Linked DNA regions of Homo sapiens: region 2 is linked to region 1. Evidence: chromatin loops called from intact Hi-C (ENCODE). Cell type or tissue: K562. All regions are shown on one strand. Each heading gives the region's core, and the rest is flanking DNA. Links, peaks and the distances in the headings are about the cores only.

Evidence for each region. Hi-C counts contacts between places; a loop is a spot of excess contacts. Peaks named below come from ENCODE experiments on the same cell type or tissue, not always from the same donor. Only the 100,000 strongest peaks of a DNase experiment are listed, where the experiment ranks them.
Region 2: a loop joins it to region 1, with 5 times the contacts of the local background. A loop is called at or near these places in 1 of 110 quality-filtered maps.

The regions. Positions count from the first base shown.
Region 1 is chr17:28,925,086-28,927,991 of GRCh38, forward strand. PHF12 (PHD finger protein 12) reads right to left here. Exons shown (of 15, transcript NM_001033561.2): 3 at 1,906-1,978. It overlaps LOC101927018 (a long non-coding RNA gene), which reads left to right and starts at 1,190. Exons shown (of 2, transcript NR_110803.1): 1 at 1,190-1,643. RefSeq lists enhancers at 942-991, 1,012-1,191. In K562, for the core only: no CTCF peak of the experiment used is centred there; DNase peaks (open chromatin) are centred at 174 and 1,186.
Region 2 is chr17:28,597,912-28,600,817 of GRCh38, forward strand. It overlaps SPAG5 (sperm associated antigen 5), which reads right to left and starts at 1,114. Exons shown (of 24, transcript NM_006461.4): 1 at 985-1,114; 2 at 599-724. The coding sequence starts at 1,035. SPAG5-AS1 (SPAG5 antisense RNA 1) reads left to right here and starts at 1,222. Exons shown (of 3, transcript NR_040012.1): 1 at 1,222-1,335; 2 at 1,787-1,944. RefSeq lists enhancers at 776-1,320, 1,545-1,624 and a silencer at 1,025-1,334. In K562, for the core only: no CTCF peak of the experiment used is centred there; DNase peaks (open chromatin) are centred at 1,170, 1,800 and 2,120; H3K4me3 peaks cover 2,443 bases.

The DNA of each region.
Region 1 (2,906 bases), core at 98-2,597:
CTCAGTAGGACTGGATATCTGATAGTACATTTTCCTCCAGGACTCCAAATAGAGTGGTCAAATGAAGGTTTAACACTGATCTCCAGGTAGGAGACCTGTGATCTTGTCCTATTTCTGCCACGGATCCCCTCTGACCTTGTGGTGACTCAGGCTGGTGGGCAGGAATTTCTTCATCTGTAAAATGAGACAGAAAAATCTTTCTCCTCCTCCTCTCAGGGATATGGTGGAGGGAGATAAAAAGGGTCATATATACGAAAGGGATAATTTGGAGTTGGAGTAGGACCTAGTCTTCCACTACGAATCATGATAGGGCCTGAATGTCAGGAGCTGATGAAGGCCAGAGGATGTATTATTTCAATCCACTTCAGTGTAAATACAAGAGGCCAAAGGGGAGTAGTGCTGGTGATGGTGGAAAAGGCAGACTTGGCACTGGTAGGCAGAGGTCCATGTGAAAGGTAAGAGAGGCATCTCAGGAGAAGTGCCATGTTAGAAAAGGGCATACTGTAATCCCCAACAAGTAGCTCTCCTTCTAGAAAACTGATGAAGAGGTAACAGAGGTTTGGAATGAGAGAATTTGGTTCAAACATTGGTTCTGTCAATACCTTTGAGTCCTTGGGAAAGTTAATCTACATTTTTGAGCCTCCGTTTCTTCCTTTCTAAAATGGAAACCTACGGCCAGCATTCGGTATCCATCTATGGCTGGATGGATAGATAATGGGATAACGTAATTAAAACACCTGGCACACGATGGGCACTAACATAATATTTCCTTTTCTCCACCGTCTTTACCCCTTTTCCTTCAGCTCCCCTAAACCTTTTCAGGTCCAGCTTTTTTGAGTGGCAAGTTTGAGAGGGCTCCTGGCTGGCAGGTGCCTCTAACAGGCCCTGCTCTAACCTAATTAGGGATGCACAGGAAAGGATCTTGGAAGGTGGAGAGGCTGGAAGACAGCCTGGTTTATGGAGAAATTTAACTACAGCTGTGGTTAGGTGGTTGACCTGGCTTTGGCTTGCTTTTAAATATGAACCCTTATGCACGTATTTGAAAAATAATGTCTGCTTGTTTACTTTCTTTCTTAAAGGCTGAAACTGTTACACACATAAACCACAATCTTAATCATCTCATCCTGTTTCTGCAACCAAGGAAGTCATCATTCATTGTGACATCATGTTCGGGGACCAGGCAAATAGAGGTGAGGTCACAACATAGGAAAGTTGCTTGGTGTATAATTAGTGTGGGGAGCACAGGGGGGTGGATTACAATGCACAGACAAATTCTAATCCATAGCCTGTAATTTGAGGGTTGGGTCAATCATAATTTGGGTGCAAGCACACCTACTTCCTTTTTTAATAAGGGAGAATTTAGCTCTTGTTACCCACAAGAGTTCTCAAAGTAGAAAATAATAAACCATGTTCTTGAAGCCAGTACTGAATTATCAAAGCTGAAGGAAGGGAAGCTAAAGAAAGATTAGGCAACTTGGGGTACAAATGCGTTCAAAATCCTCTCCGTCAGTATGCCAAGTCTCTGGATACCAGTGACTTATTTGCCCTGGGGTGAGAGAAAACTCCATTTTCCATCAAGCTGGAGAAGCAGCCTTTGTTTTTCAGCCATGGATAAGGCCACTTATTAGGAGGACAACAAGAAGGTAAGACTACTCCTGTCACTAGTGACTAAACATGGCTCAGTAAGTTAACACACCTCTTCTGCCCATTTCAGCAGCCCATGTTTGGATTTTTAGGCCCTACTGGATTCCAAACAGTCACCATGGGAAGAGTGGGGTGATTCCAGGGCTGGAAGAGACAAGAAGAAGGGACAAGAATGCCTTCAGGGCTAGGCCGTCTTAGCTCTAGCATATCAGTGCTCTGGATCAGGCTTTCTGGACAGTCTTCAGAAAGCAGCATTATTACCTTTCGGCGAACAGTGCACCGGTGACACATCCACTCTCCAGGAGGCAACATTTCTTCACTCAGTGGAGGGTTACTGTGGGGAACAGACAAGGGCAAGACTAAATAACTAGCCCTTTGAGGCAGTAGGAAAAGCCTAGCTAGGTTTGCATGTTCCTAAACTCCTATTGTGGCCAGTCCTGCAGGACTGCTAGGGTTGTCTCCTCCAAAATGCCTAAGTCAGCATCACTCATAATAACCTAAGGAGTGACCATCCCTTCCCACACCTTAGAGAGAGAAGCCAAATCCAGAGCTATTAACACTGGGTTTGTAGGGAAAGGTATAATAAAATAACTGAGAGGTCCTCCACACTGTTTTCTTAAAGCCTGTTAGTGTAGAGCCAAGCTTTTCTAACTGCTGTTCAAAGCCCTGTCACATGGTCCCACCGTTCCATCTTCCCAGACCCCTTCAGGTGCTCTTCCCACTATTCAAATGGAAGACTTCCTATTTCTTCCTCTAGAATACTCTTCCTTTAGAAAGCTATGCCTGTCAAAACTCTATTCATCCTTTCATACCTGCCTCAATCAGCTGTGATGGATTAAAGACAGCTGCAAATTATCTGCTCTGCCTCCCATCCACAGGTAGTCCCTTTCCCTCCTCTTGAATTGTGCTTGTCTTATGACTTGCTTTGACCACAGAATGCAGCAGAGGTGACAATGTTGCAACTTCCAAAGCTTGGCCTTAAGAGATCTGCAGATTCTATTTTTTAAGAAATATGCTTGGAAAGTTCCATCTCAGAGCCCTGCTGTCATGCTATGAGAGAGGACATGGAGGAGACAAGGTATTCCAATCAACAGTTTTGGGCTGGGCGTGGTGGCTCACACCTGGAATCCCAGCACTTTGGGAGGCCGAGGCTGGTGGATCACTCGAGATCAGGAGTTCAAGACCAGCCTGGCCAACATGGCGAAACCCCATCTCTACTAAAAATATAAAAATTAGCCAAATATGGTGGCACATGCCTGTAA
Region 2 (2,906 bases), core at 110-2,609, 330 kb before region 1:
TTTCCAGGCAGTTAGTCCTAAAGCCTTTCTTGGAGGAATCTTATACAGGAGTCAAGCTGCTTCCTTGACAAGTTTTGACAGCAACTGAAATGCAGTTTCTACATGGCTACGTCTCTCAAAACGTTTAACAAAAGTACAAATCAGTGAGGGCAATTCTGCAAGGAGCTAGTTTAAACTAAGGTGATTCAAGTACCCTACCTTCCAGTGGTGTAACTTGATCCCAGGAGAGTTCTAACTACCTCCTAGAGTAAATGGATATTGCCTCAATCTTGCAGGTGACTGACCTTTCCGTAAGTGACCCCATGTTGGAGGAAGAGCACTAATCAGGGTGGTAGGATTTCTCAATAGTTTGATAAAGGTCGAAGGGAGGAGGAGGAGGTAATAAAAACTAACAGCTAAACAGAGATTCAAGTTCTCACTGGATTTCCTTTAACCACCCTAGGGCACCTCTCTGTTGGCCTGAATAGCTGTAAATGGATGTCACCGACGTAGAAGACTTCATTATCGTTATTAATTATTGTAGCCCTGGCCCTCTGTTCCCCTGAGCTCTCACCCTGGGCAAACAGCCCAGTCGAGAAGCTGTCCAGGCGAATCTCACCTGCAGCCCCAGCTTGCACAGTGATGGGGTCAGCGAGGAGCAAGCGGGGGATCTTTTTCCAGAGTTGGTGAGGGCACCGGGCTGCAGGGTAAGTTCACGGAGAGGAGTTCTCATAGATGGTTTTCCCTGAGAAAGAAACCAAGAAAGAGGGCGAGTGTGAGGAAGCCTGGGTTCTGCCAGCCCGCCCCTCCTCCCTCCCTAAGAAGCCCAAAATGCGATTAGAAGAGTACGCTCGCACCCTAGTCGCGCAGGAGCAGCAAGGCGAACAAAGACTCCACAAGCCCCCAACCCCGGGCTCGACCCAACTTTCCAGGACAGTAGACACGGCCGGTGCCCCCGCGACAGCAGCCCGGCCCAGTTCTCTCCGCCAGAGATCTCCCGCTTACCGTCTGGGGCGAAGGCGACAGGCTGAGGCTCAGTTTTTTCACTCGCCACATCTTCAACCAGAAGGCAGGCCTATCACGTCTCAGACCAAGTCGAGGACGCCATGTTCACCCGCCGTCTGTGTTTGAACCTGCTCTGCGCTTCCTGGTTGGCTGCTTCAGGCGCGCGCGTACGCTCGGGGGTAGAGCCCGGGGGGCGGGGCCCGCGTTGACCACGCCCCCGGCCCTGCCTGCCCCTCCGTTGTCGAGCGTTTTCCGCTGACGGAGCCCTCACCTCAGACACCGGCGGTAGGGCTGGATGCGGGCCCGGCCCAGGACCGGTCTTCTGTCCTCACACCGGGGAGGACCACGCAGGTAGCTGGAGAGTCCAGGAGTCCATCCCTCCTGCTTCCAGCGGACCTCCTCACATCCATGGTGTTCATATCCAAGTTGTCTCCGTGGATGGAGAAGAGGAATCCTCTCCCTAGGTCTCCCTCAGTCCTCTCCAGCCGCAGCCTTGACGGGAAAGAGCCGGCCAGGGAGTCTAGAAGCCGAAGCGGTGCCGAGCGGCTTCCCTAGGCTTGGTGGGCCCGCGTCCGGGACGGCCCGGGCCGTGGTTCTCGACCTGGGCTGTAATGTCTCCAGAGTTTCTGGGCTTTTCCTGGGACTTACTCAGGCCGGCTACCAGTTTACTGGGCTAACCGCCTACATGTATTGAACATTGAGTGTGTGCCTGGCGCTATGCCGAATGCCGTGTAGTAGCTCATTTAATGCGCATAAGGACCTACGTAGTGAGAAATACTATAAATATCCCCATTTGTGACAGGAAGGAGCTGAGTCAGAGAGACCGTGTGTAATTTGCTCAGCGTCACACAGATAGTAAACGGCAGAGCCGCTCTTCCTCCCTGTCCCGCCAGCTCCTGCCTTCTGCTGTCTTGGATCTCCTATGCACGGGAAACCTGTTGAAGGTAGGACAGCCGAAAGGTCAGTATTCAGAGTGAGCCGTTTGCGAAGGTGTGTGTGCTTTGCACACTCACGGCGCCCTGTTTACACTCTGCAAGTCTTAATACATAGGGGGAAAGCAGCAGTCCAAAGAGGAGGAACTATGATGTTATAAACTGCAGCGTCCTCAGGGACGGGCTCCTCTAGCATTGTGTTGTCCAGTACGTTAGCCCTAGCCATAGTGGCTTTTGAGCACTTCAGATGTGACTAGTCCCAGTGGGAATGTGCTATAAATGTAAAACACTGTACAAACTGGATTTCAAACACGTCGTATGAAAAAAAGAATGCAAAATATCGCCAGGTGCGGTGGCTCATGCCTGTAATCCCAGCACGGAGGAGACAGAGGCAGGAGGATCCTTTAAGCCCAGGAGTTCGAGACCTGCCTCGGCAATATAGTGAGACCTATGTCTACAAAAAAAAAATTTGGGCCGGGCACGGTGGCTCACGCCTATAATCCCGCACTTCGGGAGGCCGAGGCAGGCGGATCACCTGAGGTCAGGAGTTCGAGACCAGCCTGCCCAACACGGCGAAACCCCGTTTCTACTAAAAATACAAAAATTAGCCAGGTGTGGTGGCACACGCCTGTAATCCCAGCTACTTGGGAGGCTGAGGCAGGAAGAATCTCTTGAACCTGGGAGGCGGAGGTTGCAGTGAGCTGAGATGGCACCACTACACTCCAGCCTGGGTGACAGAGCTAGACTCCGTCTCAAAAAAAAAAAAAAGTTAAGCCAGGGGTGGCAGGGTTGGGGGCACACACCTATAATCCCAGCTTGGGAGGATCGCTTGAACCTAGTTCAAGGCTGCTGTGAGCTATGATCATCCCACTGCACTCTAGCCTGGGCGACAAAGCAAGACCTTGTCTCAAAAAAAAAAAAAAATATATATATATATATTTTTTTTTTTTAATACTGTTTACATATTGAAATATTTTAGGAATATTGGGT